2 separate regions of the Homo sapiens genome follow, and region 1 is linked to region 2. A link is an interaction called in ENCODE POLR2A ChIA-PET data of the cell type or tissue named here. Cell type or tissue: Panc1. All regions are shown on one strand. Links, peaks and the distances in the headings refer to the core of each region. The heading gives the core; the rest is flanking DNA.

Region 1 (9,401 bases), core at 1-8,000, 96 kb before region 2:
CGCACGCACTGGATGGCGGTGCCCGTGTTGAGGCCGGCCTGCAGCAGGAGCACTAGCAGCAGCAGCAGCAGCAGCACATCGTAGGATGGCTGCAGGCGGAAGGAGGTGTGAGCAGAGTGGCCCAGCCGCCCTCCAGCCCAGGAGACCAAAGCTCCCTCGTGCCCACGGCCTTCACAAAGAGCAGGTGCCAGGGCTCGAGTCGGAGCCCCAGTAACCCAAACGCATTGCTATTTCAACAACCTGATGATAATCATTCTAGCTCAATTAATGAGGTCAATTCTGCTTTAAATTCCATCAGCTTGTGTTCAACATACAGGAATAAAAGTGACCGAGCCACTGCCAGGCCCCGTGGACAGTGCTGGCTGCTAGTGGTCAAGTCGCTCCACCCCTCCTGCTCCAACACGCGCAAGGCTCAGTCCCAGAGCCAGAGAGAATGTCCGCGGGAGGCAGAAGCGCTGACCGTTCCGTGTCAGCAGGATCCTGAGCGGAGGAGACAGGGGGCAGCCGTCCTGGGGGGATGGGGTGCACAGACCCCCAACAGCTTCACCCCTGAGCACCAGCTGCTAGGAAGGAAGGGGCAGGAGGCAGCGCGGTGAGCTCGGCAGGGAAGAGGATGGAGGGAGCGGCCGAGGATGCAGGGGGCCAGAGAGTGACCACGGAGCACCCAAAACCCTCTGTGCCCATGGATAGCTTTCCCGTGTTGGCTCAAGAAAAACAAAGCAACTAAATGTTAACACACAAAAGAGCCAAACATCTATCCAATGTCACTGCTACAAAAAGTAAGAGAAGAAACAGAACGAACAGCTCTTCTCAAGTTAACATAAAACTTTTTTTTGCGACAGTCTCCCTCTGTCACCCAGGCTGGCGTGCAGTGGCGCGATCTCGGCTCGCTGCAACCTCTACATCCCAGGTTCAAGCGATTCTCCTGCCTCAACCTCGCCAGTAGCTGGGATTACAGGTACCCGCCACCACGCCCAGCTAATTTTCGTAGTTTTAGTAGAGACGGGGTTTCACCATGTTAGCCAGGCTGGTCTCCTAACCTCAGGTGATCTGCCTGCTTCGGCCTCCCAAACTGCTGGGATTACAGGCATGTGCCACTACGCCCGGCCTGGATTTTAAGTAATTATTAGAAAGTCTGGTACTTGTGTTCCCAGCTGGAGTTTACCCTGGAGGATGGTAAAGGCATGGGCCCCATGTGGTCTTTGCTCTTCGGTTGTTGAGACACCATTTATTGCAAAGCCTATGCTTTCCTCAGTCTCAAAAAAAAAAAATCCAGAGCCATTAAAGAAAATATTAATCAACTTAACTATTTAAAAAAATAGCTTTCACATAACAAAAATCACAACAAGCAGAACAAGAAATAGCCGCCAGGCTGAGACCACCATTTGTATCCTCCATCACAGATGGAGCTGGTCTCCCCCGGCACCAGGGTTAGCGGAAAATGGTCAGGAGACATGAGCAGAGTCCACTGAAAAAGCAATGCAGACGTCCTCATGCTTTGTAAGAGGTCCTCGTCCTCACCCACATTGAGACGGAGGTGCTCCCACCCGTGTCACCGAACTCCAGCGTGACACCCTCTGTGGGGGGCTGTGGAGAAGTGAGCACCTTCACGCCATTGGCAGGAGGGAAGGTGGACGGCCCCCATTGAGGAGGTCGCCGAGATTTATCAGCATGACAGCTGCACCTACCCTCTACCCAGCAGTCTCTCTCCTAGCTGGATATCCTAAAGATGCGCTGAGGATTCAAAAGGAAGATGCGTGCAGGTTGTTCACGGAGGAGTTATTTATAGTAGCAGACGGTTGGAAATAACTCAGTTTCCATCACTAGGGACTGGCTGGGTTGACCGGGCAGTCAGGAGCGATGAAGGAATTCAGAAGAGCTCTGATCCCCTTGGGTATCGAGAAAACACCAGGATAAATTATTAAGTTTAAAAAAACAAGCAAGGGGCTGGGCACGGTGGCAGAAGCCTCCTCATCCCAGCACTTTGGGAGGCCAAGGTGGGCGGATCGCTTGAGCCCAGGAGCTCATGACCAGCTCAGGCGACAGAGTGAGACCCTGTCTCTGAAAAATAAAATAAGTAAATACATAATTAAAAAGCGAGGTACATGGCTGGGCACAGTGGCTCACGTCTGTAATCCCAGCACTTCGGGAGGCCAAGGTGGGCGGATCGCTTCAGCCCAGGAGCTCATGACCAGCCCGGGCAACAGAGTGAGACCCTGTCTCTGAAAAATAAAATAAATAAATACATAACTAAAAAGCGAGGTATATGGCTGGGCACGGTGGCTCACGTCTGTAATCCTAGCACTTTGGGAGGCCGAGACAGGCAGATCACTTAAGGTCAGGAGTTCAAGACCAGCCTGGCCAACATAGTGAAACCCTGTCTCTGCTAAAAGTACAAAAATTAGCCGGGTGTGTTGGCATATGCCTGTAATCCCAGATGCTCCGGAGGCTGAGGCAGGAGAATCACTTGAACCCAGGAGGCAGAGGTTGCAGTGAGCCAAGACTGTGCCACTGCACTCCAGCCTGGGAGACAGAGTGAGACTCTATCTTAAAAAAAAAAAAATGGCAAGGTACAGAATAGTGATTCTAGTATACAAGCTATTTTGTAAGAAAGAAAAAAAAATTATCATCTGGTTGCCCATAAGAGGAGCAGGTCAGTCAGGCATGAGACCACAGCTTTTCTGAGCTCGTCTTTTATAGTTTGGCTTTTGAACCACATAAATATTTTATATATTCAAAAAATACCATTTTAAAAAGAAAAAAAGCACCAAGCCCTAAAATGGAATACAACCAGAGGCCATTAAACTTAATGGGGTATCGAACCCAGAGGATAACCCCACACAGAAAGGGGCCGACTTCGATGGCGTGTGGCCGTCCCCTGCTAGCAGAATGCATGCTGAAGATAAAAGGGAAGCCTCAGGCTCACTCAGGAGATGGCCCCTGGGTGGTAATATTGTCTCTTGTAATCGTGAACAATTATATGCATATTGTAAGACAACATGAAGTAGGAGATATATTAAATGTCACAGGAAACAAAATAATTGGAGTAGGAGTGGGTGAAGCAAACACAAGAGAAGTGAAGAAAAAACCCTGGGCCGGGTGTTGTAGCTCACTCCTGTAATCCCAGCACCTGTGGGAGGCCGAGGACGCTATCCCCCTTCAGACAGTGACTCCATGCCCCCATCAGACAGTGACTCCATCCCCCATCAGACAGTGACTCCATTACCCCATTAGACAGTGACTCCATCCCCCGTCAGACAGTGACTCCATCCCCCGTCAGACAGTGACTCCATCCCCCGTCAGGCAGTGACTCTATCCCCTGTCAGGCAGTGACTCCATCCCCCGTCAGGCAGTGACTCCATCCCCCCATCAGGCAGTGACTCTATCCCCTGTCAGGCAGTGACTCCATCCCCCTGTCAGGCAGTGACTCCATCCCCCCATCAGGCAGTGACTCCATCCCCCCGTCAGGCAGTGACTCCATCCCCCGTCAGGCAGTGACTCCATCCCCCATCAGTGACTCCATCCCCCATCAGACAGTGACTCCATCCCCCATCAGACAGTGACTCCATCCCCCATCAGGCAGTGACCCCATCCTCCATCAGACAGTGACTCCATCCATCCATCAGACAGTGACTCCATCCATCCATCAGACAGTGACTCCATCCCCCATCAGACAGTGACTCCATCCCCCATCAGACAGTGACTCCATCCCCCATCAGACAGTGACTCCATCCCCCCATCAGGCAGTGACTCCATTCCCCATCAGCACACGCATGTTGACCTGGAGCAAACAGCTTAATACAGGTCTTCTAATGATTTGGGTGCAAAACCACTTATACTGGAAAAAAAAAAACAAAAAAACAAAAAAACACTAGGTATCTAAGAAATACATCTAGCTACACGTGCCTGAGCCTCAGAAGTCGTGTTGGAGATAAGCTCCTACTGGGTCAGCTCAAAGTAACAGGACTTTGAATTCTCCTTAAATTCACCTGTTAAACTCAATGCAGTTCTGATGCAAATCCGAAAAGCATGTCTCATAAACCCAGGACAGATTCTAAAATGGGCTCAGGGACAGAGTGGGTCCCAGGTCCCTGTGAAGCAGGTGGTGGCCCCAGATACAGGGCGGAATCGAGGCCCCGAGGCCCTGGGGCCAGGCTGGCATTGGGGAGCACGGTCACCGCTGCCCAGGAACAGCGGAGGAGGTGCCTCCTGGAGCTGTCCCTGGAGCCAGCGCCCCCAGAGTCCCAGGCAAAGCCAGCAAGGGCCAGGCCAACACGCAGAGCACCACATGTCTGGGGGGCTCTGAAATAAAATACAACTCACTTTTATGGCTGGCGGGTAATCCTTAAACATCTCCACGATTCTCATGATGCTGAATGACAGATATCCAGAGGCTGTGAACAGCAGCGGAGACGTGAGGCTGCTTATGGCAATCAGGACCTCCACCTGGAAAAAAAGCGCGGGTTGCAGGACCACGGCCGGAGCCTGGGAGCCCAGGACAGCGGGCGTGGCCAGGGCTGGGGGGGCGGGCATGGCCGGGCACTCATGGGCATAGTCCCAAGCTGGTTCCCTGCATGACTCCTGCTGAAACCTCTGCCTTTTCTTTTTTCTTTTTCTTTTTTTTTTTTTTTTTTTTTGAGACAAGTCTCGCTGTGTCGCCAGGCTGGAATGCAGTGGCATGATCTTGGCTCACTGTAACCTCCGCCTCCCGGGTTCAAGTGATTCTCCTGCCTCAGCCTCCCGAGTAGCTGGGATTACAGGCGCCCGCCACCACACCCAGCTAATTTTTGTATTTTTAGTAGAGACCGTGTTTTGCCACGTTGGTCAGGCTGGTCTTGAACTCCTGACCTCAGGTGATCCACCCACCTCGGCCTCCCAAAGTGCTGTGATTACAGGCATGAGCCACCGCGCCCGGCCTGCCTTTCTTTCTTTTTTGAGAGGCAGCCTAGCTGTGTAGCCCAGGCAGGAGTGCGGTGGCACAATCTCTGATCACTGCAACCTCTGCCTCCTGGGTTCAAGCAATTCTCCCGCCTCGGCCTCTTGAGTAGCTGGGATTACAGACATGCGCCACCACACCTGGCTAATTGTTTTGTATTTTTAGTAGAGACAGGGTTTCACCATATTGTCAGGCTGGTCTTCAACTCCTGACCTTGTGATCCACCCACCTTGGCCTCCCAAAGTGCTGAGATTACAGGCATGAGCAGCCTGCCTTTTCATTCACAGCACAGTGCCACAAGTTTTGAAATACTTACCATCTAGGCAAGGTGGCTCACATCTGTAATCCAAGCACTTTGGGAGGCCGAGGAGGGCGGATCACCTGAGGTCACGAGTTCGAGACCAGCCTGGCCAACATGGTGAAACCCCCATCTCTACTAAAGATACAAAAACTAAGCGGGTGTGGTGGCGCATGCCTGTAGTCCCAGCTACTTGGGAGGCTGAGGCAGGAGAATCGCTTGAACCCGGGAGGCAGAGGTTACAATGAGCTGAGATCGTACCACTGCACTCCAGCCTGGGTGACAGAGCAAGACTCTGTCTCAAACAAACAAAACCAAGAAACAAAAAACATTTACCTGCAATTCTCCACTCTTGAAAAAATAGCCCTTCCGCATGGGTCACCTCCTTCACTGCTCTGAAGTCTGTCCTTTTAACCCACCCCAAATCTTCCTGTTTGACCCATCAAGTCTCAGAGACAGCCTTCACTCATGCCAAGCATGGGCAGTCACCTTGCAAAGCACTCAGGGTCCACATTTTGGCAGCAGTCATTAACGATCGACCAGTTCAATTGTTTGCGGTCAGTTTGTGGCAGTTTCGGCCGGGCGTGGTGGCTCACACCGGTAATCCCAGCACTTTGGGAGGTTGAGGTGAGTGGATCACCTGAGGTCAGGAGTTCGAGACCAGCCTGGCCAACATGGTGAAACCCCGTCTCTACTAAAAATACAAAAATTAGCCGGGCATGGTGGCAGGCGCCTATAATCCCAGCTACTCAGGAGGCTGAGGCAAGAGAATCACTTGAACCCGGGAGGCGGAGGTTGCAGTGAGCCAAGATCGTGCCATTGCACTCCAGCCTGGGGGACAAGAGCGAGACTGCATCTCAAAAAAGAAAAAAAAACAATCGACCAGCCTTAGGAGGTGCAGATGATGCTCAGACACTGGTCTCCTTCCAAGGGTTAGGCACAGAGAGCGCTTCCAGTGTCTACACCACCTTGTTCAGGTCTGCCTGTCCCTGAGAACAGTCCCTGCTGAGCGGGCCAGCCTCCACCTCCCACAACCCCACCTTCCTCATTGTGCAGGCCCTGCAGCCCAGTCACTGCGCTCTCTTGGGCTGGAGCCTGGTCACATGGCACCAAGGGAGGGCTAGGCCAGGCCCTGGCCCCGCTCGGTGGGTCCCTGGCACCCAGGGCTGAGGGGTTCACCCACCAGACACTTGCTGGGACACTCTGCTGCCACATGACTGGCAATGGCACTTGGAAAGCACTAAGAGAAAAGAAAAAGGAAAGATTTTAGAGGAAATAGTCGAAGAAGTCGAATTCCAAACATGTGCCCTCCCACCAGTGACCCCTCCATGCAGGCTGCCTGGCTGGCTTGCTGTGGGGGGCAGGGGGGATGGTGCAGTGCCCAAAGGCGCAGCTGGGGCAGGGACGGGTCCGCAGGGAAGCAGGGGTAGCCTCTCAGAGGTTTTGTGTGCTCTCTGTTCCTCAACCATTGGTTTAAAATTTTAAGCCTGTAGAAAAGCTGCAAGAGCAGTGGAGGGGGCATCTGAGGCCCCAAAATCACCAGAGTCCTTGACATTCATATCTGTGCTCTCTCCAGCTCTCCCAGATAGCCTGATGCCTGAACACCTGAGAGTGCTGGCTGAGCCCAGGGCACACTCTTGCACACACCCAAAGCAGGACCACGCTCGAGAGACTCCACGTGGGGCCGATGTGGTCCATGCCCAGATTCTTCCAGTTGTCCTCATCATGTTCTTTCTTTTTAATTTTTTAATAATTTTTCTTTCTTCTTCTCCTTTTTTTTTTTAAGATGGAGTCTTGCTCTGTCACCCAGGCTGGAGTACGGTGGCGCGATCTTGACTCACTGCAACCTCCACCTCCCAGGTTCAAGCCTCCTGAGTAGCTGGGATTATAGGCACCCACCACTACACCAGGCTAATGTTTGTATTTTTAGTAGAGACGGGGTTTCGCCTTGTTGGCCAGGCTGGTCTCGAACTCCTGACCTCAGGTGATCCGCCCGCCTCGGCCTCCCAAAGTGCTGGGATTACAGGCATGAGCCACCGCACCTGGCCCTGGTCATGTTATTTCTAGAGCTGTTTGTTTGTTTGCTCCTGATCCGGATTCGGTCTGCCATTGAGCTCGTAGTCTCCTTGTGGGTCCCTGTTAATCGGGGAGTCCCTCAGCCTCTGTCACCTCCGTTACCTGGTCGCTTCTGGGGGGTGCAGCCCATCAGCTGCAGTCGGGCCTCCGTGTGGGACAGGATTTCCTCATGATGAGCCTTGGGGAGCCTCGGAGGAGACTCTGCAGTGCCCCAGGGTGTGGACTGCCCCTTCCTGATGACGCTGACTTGACTCACTGGGTTAGGGGGATCTGTAGGTTCCTCTGTTGGATGGGCACCTCTTCCTTTTTATAACCAAGAAATGCCCTTTTCCCACTTATTGTGAGGAGCCTGCCTTAGTTCCGCACAATGTAGGCAGAGGGAGGATGCATGCTCTTCATCCTCTTCATCTCCCCGAAGGTGTCCAGGTGCCAGCACCCCAGCCCGGCCTGCTGGGGAGGGGGCTGCATCAGCCAGGGGCTGTGGTGAGAGGGTGGGCAGGACAGAGATGGGCTCCGAGCAGGGGAGCCTGGGCAGCAGGGAGAAGACTGGGGAGCTGAGGGGCTGCCAGTGCAAAGGCCCCAAGCCAGCTGCTGAGGTGGGTGTGGCCCTGGCCAGGGAGGCTGAGGTGTCAATACAGGGGTCTCTCCTGGGCTTGGTGCTTCTGAAAGGGCCTTCTAGCTGTAAGCAGCAGTGAGGGCACAGGAAGGGATGGTGGCTTCAGGGTGGCCTATTCAGGGCCCCAGTGAGCCATGGGAGGGCGGGAGTTTCCCCGTTCACCCAGCATGGCCACTCCGGCCCCTGCCCTAGAGGGCCAGGAAGCTCAGCCATAGGGGCTGGGGCAGCTCAATCAAGGGCCCTGCCCTGGAAGGGTCCAGGCCTGCAGCCCAGCCCCCAACTCCAGCCCCGAGCACCTGCCTCCAGCCCATGGTGCAGGGCCTGGGCCCCTCTGCCGCACCCAGGCCAGACTCAGGCAGGTGGAGCTGGGTCCCTCACCACGCATGCCTCAGCGCTCTCCTCTCCTCCTGGGGTCTCCTGCCCTGAAGAGAGGGTTGGGAGTGTGGGTGGATTTAGGGGCGCCCAGGGGGCAGCACCTGATGGGCAGGGGGTGCTCTCCGGGAAGATGGAGAGAGCAGAGCCACCCCCGAGGCAGGAGGGGTCTGCGGGATGGGAGGGGCCTCTGTGATGAGGGCTGACTGCAGGGACAGGGAAGGGGGTAGGGCAAGTGCCTTTCATTCTCAACTTTTTGGAGGTATGTGGTCTCTGTCCTCCCTCAGCTTCGGGATGTAATCCCTGCGTTTCAGACCCCAGGGTCAGTTGTACACACCTGCAGGCGTCATTCTCTCTGTCACAGACCCGCTTGGGTGGGCACCCATGTGAGTTCTCTGTCTCAGTAGCTGGGCCTGGTCCTACCCCTTCCGGGGGTGTGGCTCTATCCCAGCTCGGTCCTGCCTGGGTCTCTTTCCCTCTCTGAGCGCCTCAGCAGCCCACTAGGTCGGGCACTGGTGCCCTGGGGGCATTGCTCTGTGCCTACTCGCCCCCACAGGGAGCTGAAACACAGCTGCTGCCAATGGGATGTGTCCACCTGGCAGGCGTGGGCCCCTTCTCGGCAGTCCACCCGGCCACACCGTTCCCGGGCAGGCGTGGGCCCCTTCTCCGCAGTCCACCCGGCCATACCATTCCCGGGCAGGCGTGGGCCCCTTCTCGGCAGTCCACCTGGCCATACTGCTCCCAGGCAGGCATGGGCCTCGGCAGCTTCAGGAAGAGCCCCACTGCTGCCCAGGAGGAGCCTGTAGCTGATGCTGGGTGCTCACCATTCCTGCTCATGTACATAAGAGAGCAGGGGCAAAATCTAAAAGTCCACACAGCATGAGACAAACCAGGGGCTGGCCGTCAACACCGGTGTGCAGGCCACTACGCGGCAAGGTGCTGAGAACCTCGTGGGGTCTGCGTCCGGAGGCAGGTGGGTGGTGGCTCTGGGTGGGCTACAGGCTGTGAGGGGATCTGGGGTGTGGAGGGGTTGCTCTAGACTCACTGTTCTGAGGGAACACACCTGTAATCCCAGCACTTTTGGGGGCCGAGGCAGGCAGATC
Region 2 (11,753 bases), core at 2,313-10,312:
TCCCAGCACCGACTTCAGCTCCTGGATTGTAGCCTTCTGGTGAATATTCATGAAGTAAAGTAGGTTTTCTCTCCTCATCAACCCAGGGCAGCGAGGCACGGGAGGGAAAAAGCCCATCGTGGTTCAACCCGGCCGAGGCCGTCCAGGTCCTGCGCTACTGCTGCCTCCTGGCCCACAGCATCTCCAGTCAGGTGTCTGCCAGCGACATTGGCGTCATCACGCCCTACCGGAAGCAGGTACGCCCTGCCCAGGCACGCCTGGTTCTGTGAGGTCCCTGCAGCCCTGCTCCTTGGCTCCTGCAGCTCCACAGAGGCAGGAACAAGCTCCTTGTGAGCAGCAGCAGGTTTTTAAAGGGGCAGGACCGCACTTGAATGTCGTTCAACATGAGAGGTCACCCAACTGCCATCCATGGGCCAGTTCCGGGCAGCTGCCAGCTTTTCTACGGCCAGAGCCTCGAACAGTTTTTACATTTCTAAATGGTTACATTTATATGTCCCTTGATATTTGGCCCTTTGGGAAAACATTTGCCAACCCCCAGCTCTAACCCAGTGTTTCTCAAAGGGGGCACTTTGGGTATATTTGAATGGGACGCTTCTCATTTCGTATGACTCTGTGATGTGATTATAGGAGAGTTAGCGTCCCCAGGCCCCAGGGGCTGGTCCCAGGAAGCATCTCCACACGTTCACAGTGGCTCTGGAGCTCTGGTGGGGACACAGGTGCCTCCCATGCCGAACACCAGGTTTCATTCATGAAGCATGTGTCCCTGTGGTGTTCACACCACCAAGCAGAACTTGGAAAGAACCCCCAAAATACAGAAGAAAAGGTGAGTCCCCTAGGCCATCACAGTAACAGATCACCTGTACCGCGCGTGTGCTGACCGCAGAGCCCGTCAAAGATGTTATGTTTCCTTTTTTCTGACCTCGGGGACTCGAGAGGTGAGTGCTTAGTTCTCCCAGAGGTACAGAGATTACGAAGGCTTATGGAGACAAGTAAGTTGCCAGACATCACACAGCCAGTGTCCTGGTGTCTTAACCTCAGCTTGTAGGTGCCATCCTGCTGAGACATCCAGCTTAGAGCTGCCATCCTCAGCTCTAAGCATCAGACATGCATCTCGTTTCTCCTGAAGGATTTCCTCCATCCTTGATATGTGCTTGTGGGGAGGGAGGATTTTCCACATGAAACTTGGCTTTCCTAGTAAGCATTGTCCCCCGTCCCCAGTTTAACTAAAACTGCAATTTGTGTTCTAATCAATTCAGATTAGAAGAAAGCAATAAAGAATTAAAAAACAATATTGCACCTTGGCCAATATTTGGTTTATGCTGTGATGTGTAAAGAGATGGATTTGTACATGTCGGGCGTGGTGGCTCACGCCTGTAATCCCAGCACTTTGGGAGGCCGAGGTAGGCGGATCACAAGGTCAGGAGTTCAAGACCAGCCTGGCCAATATGGTGAAACCCTCTCTCTACTAAAAAATACAAAAAATTACCCGGGTGTGGTGGCATGCACCCATAATCCCAGCTGCTCAGGAGGCTGAGGCAGGAGAATTGCTTGAACCCGGGAGGCAGAGGTTGCAGTGAGCCGAGATCACGCCACTGCACTGCAGCCTGGGTGACAGAGTAATACTCCATCTCAAAAAAAAAAAAGGAAAAGAAAAGAAATGGATTTGTACAGTGTTATCTTTAGTCTTTCTTTTAATCTGTTCTCAAGGTGGAGAAAATCAGAATTCTTTTGCGTAATGTTGATCTGATGGATATAAAGGTTGGATCAGTAGAGGAGTTTCAAGGACAAGAGTATCTGGTCATCATCATTTCGACCGTAGGTATCCCTGTTCTCCGTGGGGATGGACAGTCAGGTGCTTGCTGCCCTGGGGGTTCTGGGGGCTTCAGATCTAAAGGGGCAGAGGCTGATTCCCAGCCCAGAGAAGCAGCTGCAGGCGGAGACTCCCTAGGTCCAGGAGCCATTGTAAGCAGTGGCTGTGGGAAGGTCTTTTAAAACAATACTCAAAGACTAAGACACAGGAGAGTAAAGAGAAGGGACCCAGGAAGACATGGTGAATGCCTTGGAGAAGGAGGGACACGAAGTTGGAAGAACAGGCAGCTGAGGAGCAGAGAGTGGGAGGGCAGGTACCCGCAGGAGAGCCCCTAAGACCCCGCCATCCAGACAGCCGCAAGCGTGAGGGCTCCCTGTCTGCAGATGGAGTGCCGATGAGACCCACCCCTTTCTGCTGCCCTTCCTCCTCCCCCTTCTCCCCCTCCCCCCACCTCCTGTTTCTTTTTTTCTTTCTTTTTTTTTTTTTGAGATGGCGTCGCTCTGTCGCCCAGGCTGGAGTGCAGTGGCGCGATCTCGGCTCACTGCAAGCTCTGCCTCCCGGGTTCACGCCATTCTCCTGCCTCAGCCTCTCGAGTAGCTGGGACTACAGGCGCCCACCACCACGCCCAGCTAATTTTTTTTTTTTTGTATTTTTAGTAGAGACGGGGTTTCACCATGTTAGCCAAGATGGTCTCGATCTCCTGACCTCGTGATCCTCCCGCCTCGGCCTCCCAAAGGCTGGGATTACAGGCGTGAGCCACCGCGCCCGGCCTCCTGTTTCTTTTTGAACCAAAAATGAGGTCATTCTGCTATTTAACATTTTTAAATGTTTTTATATATCAAGAGTTTCTCTTCATGCCCCCCAAAAACTTCAAGTGCCATTTTTATTCATCTCTGTGTGCTTTTAGGTACGGTCAAATGAAGATAGATTTGAAGATGATCGATATTTTTTGGGTTTCTTGTCCAACTCAAAAAGATTTAATGTTGCAATCACCAGACCCAAAGCTTTGCTGATAGTGCTGGGAAACCCCCATGTTCTCGTTCGAGTGAGTTTTCAGGCACTGGGTGGGCTGTGATCACTTAAGGAGGGAGGGTCCGGGTCACTCGGGGTGAGACGTACGAGGCACCAGGAGACATGGGGCCTTCACTTGCTCTCACACCAGGCTAATTGTTATTGCCAACAGGACCCCTGTTTTGGTGCTTTGCTGGAATACAGTATTACAAACGGTGTTTACATGGGATGCGATTTACCTCCTGCACTGCAGTCTCTGCAAAAGTGAGCGCTTCTGCTGTCTTCCTCAAAGACAGGCTGGCTCTAGAACGTGCTCTAGCCTGCCCTCCCCTGCTCCCCTCACCCCCATCCACTTACCCACCTGCAGCCTTAGCCCTCTGCCGGCCACCGTCCTCACCTCATCCTGGGCTGCAGCAGCCACTGTTTCCTGGACATTTGGGGTCATGTCACCTTTCCCACATAGGCTAACAGGGTAAACTAAGTCCCCTTGTAAAACCCACATTGGGAAAAGAGTGCAGCTCCCAGCCCGCTGTGGGAGCCTGGCTCACTGGCCATCCGCTTCTCCTCTGTCTACAGCTGTGGCGAGGGGGTGGCAGACCCCTCCTACCCAGTGGTGCCAGAATCCACAGGACCAGAGAAGCATCAGGAGCCCAGCTGATCTGCAGTGGCTGACAGCAGGGAGGCCATGTGCTCAGCCTGGCCACGTTGCCGTTACAGTCTGCTCCGTGGCTCCTGTGGCCTGCCCTTGTCTCGCAGCCAGGCAGGGTCGTGTGTGGGTGTGGGGCTGCCAGGTTGGACGCAGCTGCTGCTGCCCTGACTTTGGCATATGCCAGCCTGTTCCTGCCACAGGGCAGTCACTGCCGCCTACCCTGAAATAAACCCTCGAGTGACCCCCAGAAGCCTTTCCACCTCGAGATGTGTGCCCGTGTCAGTGGTGACCAGGGTTTCATGTGGCCTCTCAGCCCTGCTGGCGCAGTTTTTGGAGATGGCTTGCTGTCCACTTCACCTGAACTAGCCGTGTGTCAGGCTCCAGGCAAGGCTGCCAGCTCCACTCAGCAGAGCGCCAGGGCCATGGACCAGGCATGCAGAGCCCACAGGGCCTGAGGCTCTACATGGGGCCAGGGTTGTGAGGGTGGCACTCAGGCCTGCCCTAGGCCCAGTGCTTCTGGGAGTTTGCAGCTGGGCGGGTTCCTGGGTGCAGGCCTGCACCCTAGGGGTACTGAGTTTAGGGGTCCTTAGAACACATCTCTGGGCCAGAAATAAAACACGTGGAGATGGGCAACGCACCTCAGGCCAGGAGGAGCAGAGCAGTGGCAGGAAGAACACTTGGGGTGAGCCCCGCACTGTCCTCAGCCTGGTGCAGGGTCTCAGTACAGCAGCCCGGCTGGAACACAGGACCCCCAGGCTCGGAGATGCCGCCTGCATACACCCAGGGCCCCAGAGGAGGCCAACACCGCTTTACGGGGGGTCTTACCTGGCCTATGCCCCCATCCCCACAGCGAGACACAGACCAGCAGCCGACTAGAAGGGTGCAGGCTTGGCCCACCTCAAAGTTTGGGAGCCTTGCCCTGCACCCTCCCCCACCCCCTCCCCCACGACTTGCTCCCAGGAAACAAATGCTCAGTGTCTCCACTTAGAGGTAGCGTCTGCTTGGCAAGCAGAAACCACTGTCTCCTGAAGGTCTCAAGACACCAGGGATCATGTCTGTTTACTAAACTTGTGGGTGATGCTAAGATCTGTGGTCACAACTCCAGGGAGTACTTGATGTAGGAGGAAGCACTTTCCAGACAGGCGGCGTCATGTCAGGGCCCAGGACTGCATGCGGCATCACCTGCTGTGGCTTCTGCATGAGTTGTGTTTAGGAACTGAAGGGTTTCTCCAGGCAGAGCTGTCATTGCTGTGCTAAGGGGTGCGTGGAGGCCCAGGCAGAGCCCCCATGCGTGGAGGCCGCTGTGCCCAGTGCTCCTGCAGCCAGCGTTTGCTGGACTCTCTCTGCAGAGCAGAAGTCCTAGGGCAAGGACCTCTCCATCCTGTCAACCCCAAATCGAAGGGATGCCCCCCACGGAGGCTGGGGACTTTTCTGACCCAGGTGAGGGGATCATTGGGGTCAGCCCTGACACTGAGAGGCCACCTCTCTGGGCTCAGTGACCTGGATGTCCTGGCAGGTGGGAGAGACGCAAGAAGCAGGTGTGGGGTCCACACTTGAGGGAGTGCTCTTGGGCAGAGACGTGGGGAGCCAGTGTTGAGGCTGGGCAGGTGTCCTCAGCTGGGGGACACCTCAGCAATGATCTGGCGTGTGCCCAGGGTGGCAGGAGACCAGGCGGGGTCATTCTATAAAGGACTCGGGGCACCTGTTTGCTGGTGCAAGAGTGGCAGGGAGGCTGTCAGGTGACAGGGAGGGAGGGGAAGAGAAGGAGGTCAGTGAGGAGGCTGCCCTGGAGGGGCCCAGGCTACAGGGAAGGCAGCACTGCTCAGCCAGCCATGAATCCCTGCAAAGCAAGGCAAGGGAAGCAAAGGCAAGTGGGGCCTGCAGGCAGGTGTCGTCTGCACAGGATTTGGGGCTTTTTTTAAGACAGGGTCTTGCTCTGTTGCCCAGGCTGGAGTGCAGTGGCACAATCATGGCTCACTGCGTCCTCAACCTCCCAGCCTCAGGTGATCCTCCCACCTCAGCCTCCCAAATAGCTGACACTACAGGTGTACGCCATCACACCTGGCTAATTTTCTGTAGAGACAGGGTTTCGCCATGTTGCCCAGGTTGGTCTCGATTTCCTGGGCTCAAGTGTTCCACCCACCTCAACCTCCCAAGTAGTTGAGATCACAGGCGTGTGCCACCACAGCTGGCTAATTTGTTTATTATTATTTGTAGAGACGGTCTTGCTATGTTGGCCAGGCTGCTACACAGAGGTCTTAAACTTTGGTGCTTGGAGTCCCCTAAATGAAACCTTAAGGGAGTGCATCTCTTCCCTCGTTTTTTTGGTTATCTAAGATTTTTCTTCTTCACATTTTAAACGTGCTTATGATGTAAGTCACAGCTTATTATAAATCTTGCCATTTCATTTATTTTTATTTTATTTTATTTTTTTTTTTATTTATTTTTTTTTTTTTTGAGACAGAGTCTTGCTCTGTCGCCCAGGCTGGAGTGCAGTGGTGCGATCTCGGCTCACTGCAAGCTCCACCTCCCGGGTTCACACCATTCTCCTGCCTCAGCCTCCCGAGTAGCTGGGACTACAGGCGCCTGCCACAACGCCCGGCTAATTTTTTGTATTTTTAGTAGAGACGGGGTTTCACCGTGTTAGCCAGGATGGTCTCCATCTCCTGACCTGGTGATCCACCTGCCTCGGCCTCCCAAAGTGCTGGGGTTACAGGCATGAGCCACCACGCCCGGCCCAAATCTTGCCATTTTCCTTTTCAGTGTATCCAGTGCAACAAAAAATGCCATTACAGTTTGATACCATCATCCACTTAGAGGACACCAGCAAGCTGTTCTTTCACAGCTAGAAAGTTTATTTCTTCTTTTCCTTGAACTCATATTTCTATTCCACTCCCCCCCATATTTGTATCCTAATGCAAAATGTGTTAGGTTTGAAAGGTGTGGGCATCACAAATATTTTCTGTTCCTCTCCTGGGCACAGAACGGGATTTCACCCCCACCTCCCTCACCACCACAGGTGTGTAAAGCCAGTGACATCGCTGATGCGAAGGCTCTGAAGGCAGAGGGCAGCTCACCCCCCACTCCCCACCGGACACCGGGGGCGAGGGCCGCCACGTGTCAGGCTGAGGATGGCGGGACAGAGCCCCCAGTCTCCCTGTGAGCAGTGTGTGGGGCCAAACAACCTGGGCTGTTGTTGACGTCTATTACTGTGGCATGGTCTGGCCTGTCCCTACCAAACACCAGTCTCAGCGCACCCTGACAAAATACAAGCACTGAGGCTTAACATGGGAACAATCTGGCCGATTGTTATTCTTACGATTATTATAAATACCCAATCAAAATGATACGCATACATTTCCAATTTTCATAATAAACAAAAATAAAATTGAGCTAGAAATGCTTTTTTTTTTTTGAGATGGAGTTTCATTCTGTCGCCCAGGCTGGAGGGCAGTGGTGCAATCTTGGCTCACTGCAACCTCCGCCTCCTGGATTCAAGCGATTCCCCTGCCTCAGCCTCCTGAGTAGCTGGGATTACAGGCATATGCCACCATGCCTGGCTAATTTTTGTATTTTTAGTCGAGACGTGGTTTCATCATGTTGGCCAGGCTGGTCTTGAACTCCTGACCTCAAGTGATCTGCCCACCTCAGCCTCCCAAAGTGCTGGGATTATAGGCGTGAGCCACCACACCTGGCCAGAAATGCATTATTATCCGTATGGGGCTTATTTGCAAATAGTTAATGTCATCATGGGAAGATATTACTTAGGGCGGAAATGAGACAGGTTGTCAGTTTTTTTTCCTGTTTTTCATCTTCATGGATATAGAAGCTCAGAAAGCTTGTTCGCTTAAAGAGAGAGATGGGAATACAAGCTTTGCACAGCACGCATCGTCTTCAAGATCCTTCCATGTGTTGAAATCTCATGTTAATGTATCACCAAGAGAAAGAAGCAGCTGCTCCCATAATACGGGATTTGGGAAGACTGTCCTCCAGTCTGGGCCACTGGAGTGTGAAGACCGCAGGGGTGGACCCTTCACTCCTGCCACACATCCTCCTGAGGAGGGTAACAGGCTGGGCGGCCAGGGTGTCATCATGGACCTTTGCTCACCGTTCCACTCACCGGGAATGAGGATGGCAGCCAAGTTGCCGAGTTTTGAGTCCAGGCCCTGGCTCTGCCACAGGCGTTCTTCTTGTCAAGCTCCCACCGCTTCCTCTGCGAGACAGTGACTGGCCAGTGGTGCTCAACAGGCAGGCAAGATCACACCCACTCATAACCATCGTTGTTCACTGAAAAGGTGCTGTGGCCCAGATGCTGCCCCAGGCAGGGGCGTAACATGCAAAACAAATGCAGTAGGTGCAGTGGCCCAAGCCTGCAGTCCCAGCGTGGCTCACGCCTGCAATCCCAGCATGGTCCACGTCTCCAGTCCCAGCGTGGCCCAAGCCTGCAATCCCAGCGTGGCCCACGCCTGCAATCCCAGCATGGCTCCTGCAATCCCAGCATGGCCCACGTCTCCAATCCCAGCGTGGCTCAAGCCTGCAATCCCAGCGTGGCCCACGCCTGCAATCCCAGCGTGGCTCACGCCTGCAATCCCAGCGTGGCTCAAGCCTGCAATCCCAGCGTGGCCCACGTCTCCAATCCCAGCGTGGCTCAAGCCTGCAATCCCAGCGTGGCCCACGTCTCCAATCCCAGCGTGGCTCAAGCCTGCAATCCCAGCGTGGCCCACGCCTGCAATCCCAGCGTGGCTCAAGCCTGCAATCCCAGCGTGGCCCACGTCTCCAATCCCAGCGTGGCTCAAGCCTGCAATCCCAGCGTGGCCCACATCTCCAATCCCAGCGTGGCCCACGTCTCCGATCCCAGCGTGGCTCAAGCCTGCAATCCCAGCGTGGCTCAAGCCTGCAATCCCAGCGTGGCCCACGCCTGCAATCCCAGCGTGGCTCACGCCTGCAGTCCCAGCGTGGCCCACGCCTGCAGTCCCAGCGTGGCCCACGCCTGCAGTCCCAGCGTGGCCCACATCTCCAGTCCCAGCGTGGCTCAAGCCTGCAATCCCAGCGTGGCCCACGTCTCCAGTCCCAGCGTGGCCCACGTCTCCAATCCCAGCGTGGCCCACGTCTCCAATCCCAGCGTGGCCCACGTCTCCAATCCCAGCGTGGCTCAAGCCTGCAATCCCAGCGTGGCTCACACCTGCAATCCCAGCGTGGCTCACGCCTGCAATCCCAGCGTGGCTCACGCCTGCAATCCCAGCGTGGCTCACGCCTGCAATCCCAGCATGGCTCATGCCTGCAGTCCCAGCGTGGCTCACACCTGTAATCCCATGCCTGCAATCCCAGCACTGTGGGAGGCCAAGGCTGGGTTGGGTGGGGGTGGGGGGATCAGGAGTTTGAGACCATCCTGGGCAATATAGTGAGACCCCGTTTCTACAGATAAAAAAATTTTAAGGCCAGGTGCAGTGGCTTATGCCTGTAATCCCAACACTTTGGGAGGCTGAGGCAGGAGGATCACTTGAGCCCAGGAATTCGAGACCAACCTAGGCAACATGGCGAAACCCCATCTCTCAAAAAAATTAGCCAGGTGTGGTGGTGCATGTCTGCAGTCCCAGCTACTCAGGAGGCTGAGGTGGGAGGATCCCTTGAGCCCAGGAGATGGAGGATGCAGTAAGCCAAGATCCCACCGCTGCACTCCAGGTTGGGCAACAGAGTGAGACCTTGTCTCAAAAGATAATAGTAAAAATTGCTGGGTGTGGTGGCTCATGCCTGTAATCCCAGCACTTTGGGAGGCTGAGGTGGGCAGATCATGAGGTCAGGAGATCGAGACCATCCTGGCTAACACGGTGAAACCCCGTCTCTACTAAAAACAAAATACAAAAAATTAGCTGGGCGTGGTGGCAGGTGCCTGTAGTCCCAGCTACTTGGGAGGCTGAGGCAGGAGAATTGTGTGAACCCGGGGGGTGGAGCTTGCAGTGAGCCGAGATCGCGCCACTGCACTCCAGCCTGGGCAACAGAGCAAGACTCTGTCTCAAAAAAATAATAATAATAGTAACAATTTTAAAAAGCTGGGCATGGTGGCGTGCATCTATAATGCCAGCTACTTGGGGGGTCAAGGTGGGGGGATTGCTTGAGCCCAGGAGTTCAGGGTTACAGTGAGCTCTGACCAGTGATGCAGTGCTCAGGGTTTGAAGAGAGCGTGCACACAAACCGCTAGAGATAAACTCAAAGCACCTGGAAGCTACACCCGCCCCCCCTTCCCCCCGAGAATGGCAGATACTAGAAGGTGGATAGGGCTGAGAGCTGGAAAGAAGACAGGGATGGTGAGAGCATGGACTGGCCGAGCACTTCTGGAAAGCATGGAGAGGCACCCATGCGAAAGCAGAAAGTGCATCTGGAAAACAAAGGCAGCCACCCAGCAGCCACACTCGGGTCGCTCGGAGGGGCTGGAACTCACTGCACTGGGTTATCTGGGAGTGACTGAGTTGTCGGGGAGGGGGGGTGACTTGGTTATGTGAGGGGTGGCTGGGTTCTCTGGGGTGATGGTTATCTGGGGGTGACTGGGTTATACGGGATGGGTTATCTGAGGGGTGCCTCGGTTATCTAGGAGATGACTGGTTTATCTGGTTACCTGAAGGGTGACTTGGTTATTTGGGGATGATGATTTTATCTGGGATGACTGAGTTATCTGGGGGTGACTGAGTTATCGGGTGAATAGGTTATGTGAGAGGTGACTGGGTTATTTGGGGTGACTGGTTTATCTGGCAGTGACTGGGTTATCTGGGGTGAATAGGTTATGTGAGGGGTGCCCGGGTTATTTGGGGTGATTGGTTTATCTGGCAGTGACTGGGTTATCTGGGGTGAATAGGTTATGTGAGGGGTGCCCGGGTTATTTGGGGTGATTGTTTATCTGGCAGTGACTGGGTTATCTGGGGTGAAAGGTTATGTGAGAGGTGACTGGGTTATTTGGGAGGTGACTGGTTTATCTGGCAGTGACTGGGTTATCTGGGTTGAATAGGTTATGTGAGAGGTGACTGGGTTATTTGGGAGGTGACTGGTTTATCTGGCAGTGACTGGGTTATCTGGGGTGAATAGGTTATGTGAGAGGTGACTGGGTTATTTGGGAGGTGACTGGTTTATCTGGCAGTGACTGAGTTATCGGGTGAATAGGTTATGTGAGAGGTGACCGGGTTATTTGGGAGGTGACTGGTTTATCTGGCAGTGACTGGGTTATCTGGGGTGAATAGATTATGTGAGGGGTGCCCGGGTTATTTGGGGTGATTGGTTTATCTGGCAGTGACTGGGTTATCTGGGGTGAATAGGTTATGTGAGGGGTGCCCGGGTTATTTGGGAGGTGACTGGTTTATCTGGCAGTGACTGGGTTATCTGGGGTGAATAGATTATGTGAGGGGTGCCTGGGTTATTTGGGGTGATTGGTTTATCTGGCAGTGACTGGGTTATCTGGGGTGAATAGGTTATGTGAGAGGTGACTGGGTTATTTGGGAGGTGACTGGTTTATCTGGCAGTGACTGGGTTATCTGGTAGGGGTGACTGTTATCGGGGGGTGAGTTGGTTTATCTGGGGTGCCTGGGTTGTCAGGGTGACTGGGTTATCTGCCAGGGCTGATTTATCTGGAGGTGCCTGGGTTATTTGGGGTGACTGGGTTTATCTGGGGTGACTGGGTGGTTGGGTGCTGGGATTGGATGTAGCTGAACTGCCTGCCTCAGGATGAAGTTTGCTGGAAGTCAGGGGCTGGCATCCCTCAGAAAACATGCAAGGATCTTTAAAAACGCAGACGGCGTGAAAGCTCAAAGCAGACACATCCCCTACGCAGCCCAGGGAGGCAGGGGGACCTCCTGGTTTGCTCACAGCAGTGGCCGGGCCTGTGAACACGGGCTCAAAATACATTTTTGGAATGAATTATTGAATGAACTTAAAACTCCAATCACACTAAATCTTTTATATGAAAGATCGTGCACGTTCGTCCTGGTATAGTGGGAAGGGGACCTGCACGAGGGAAAACGGCTGCCTCGAAGAGGCAGGGACCACGCGGGATGCGCCCGCGTCTGAAGCCAGACCCCCGGCTCCCCGAGGGAGAACAGGACGGAGGGCGGGGCTGTGGGGAGCGGAGGGAATGAAGGTCAGGGAGGCGGCGGGGACCCCCTGAGCTGGCACAGGCCCCGGGAACGTCTGTGGAACAGGGGACGGGATGGGGCGTGGGGGAAGGAGGTGCGGGCTGCAGGAGCGGGGGTGATGGGGTCACTCACGGCGGCGGGACTGGGGGTACTGGGTGGGGGGGTC

The links. ChIA-PET counts read pairs that join two places held together with the same protein. Peaks named below come from ENCODE experiments on the same cell type or tissue, not always from the same donor. Only the 100,000 strongest peaks of a DNase experiment are listed, where the experiment ranks them.
Region 1: POLR2A ChIA-PET joins it to region 2 with 15 read pairs; 2 of 35 experiments call an interaction of 5 or more read pairs at or near these places.

Annotation. Positions count from the first base shown.
Region 1 is chr22:50,064,110-50,073,510 of GRCh38, forward strand. MLC1 (modulator of VRAC current 1) reads right to left here. Exons shown (of 12, transcript NM_015166.4): 9 at 6,418-6,474; 10 at 4,324-4,446; 11 at 1-89. Among named protein-coding and RNA genes, the nearest start is that of TTLL8, 11 kb to the left of the region's middle. RefSeq lists enhancers at 7,708-8,590, 8,591-9,401. In Panc1, for the core only: no CTCF peak of the experiment used is centred there; a DNase peak (open chromatin) is centred at 3,291.
Region 2 is chr22:50,157,971-50,169,723 of GRCh38, forward strand. It overlaps MOV10L1 (Mov10 like RNA helicase 1), which reads left to right. Exons shown (of 27, transcript NM_018995.3): 23 at 87-236; 24 at 1,708-1,815; 25 at 2,718-2,855; 26 at 2,994-3,085; 27 at 3,398-3,717. The coding sequence ends at 3,479. Among named protein-coding and RNA genes, the nearest start is that of PANX2, 6.9 kb to the right of the region's middle. RefSeq lists an enhancer at 7,718-8,269. In Panc1, for the core only: no CTCF peak of the experiment used is centred there; no DNase peak of the experiment used is centred there.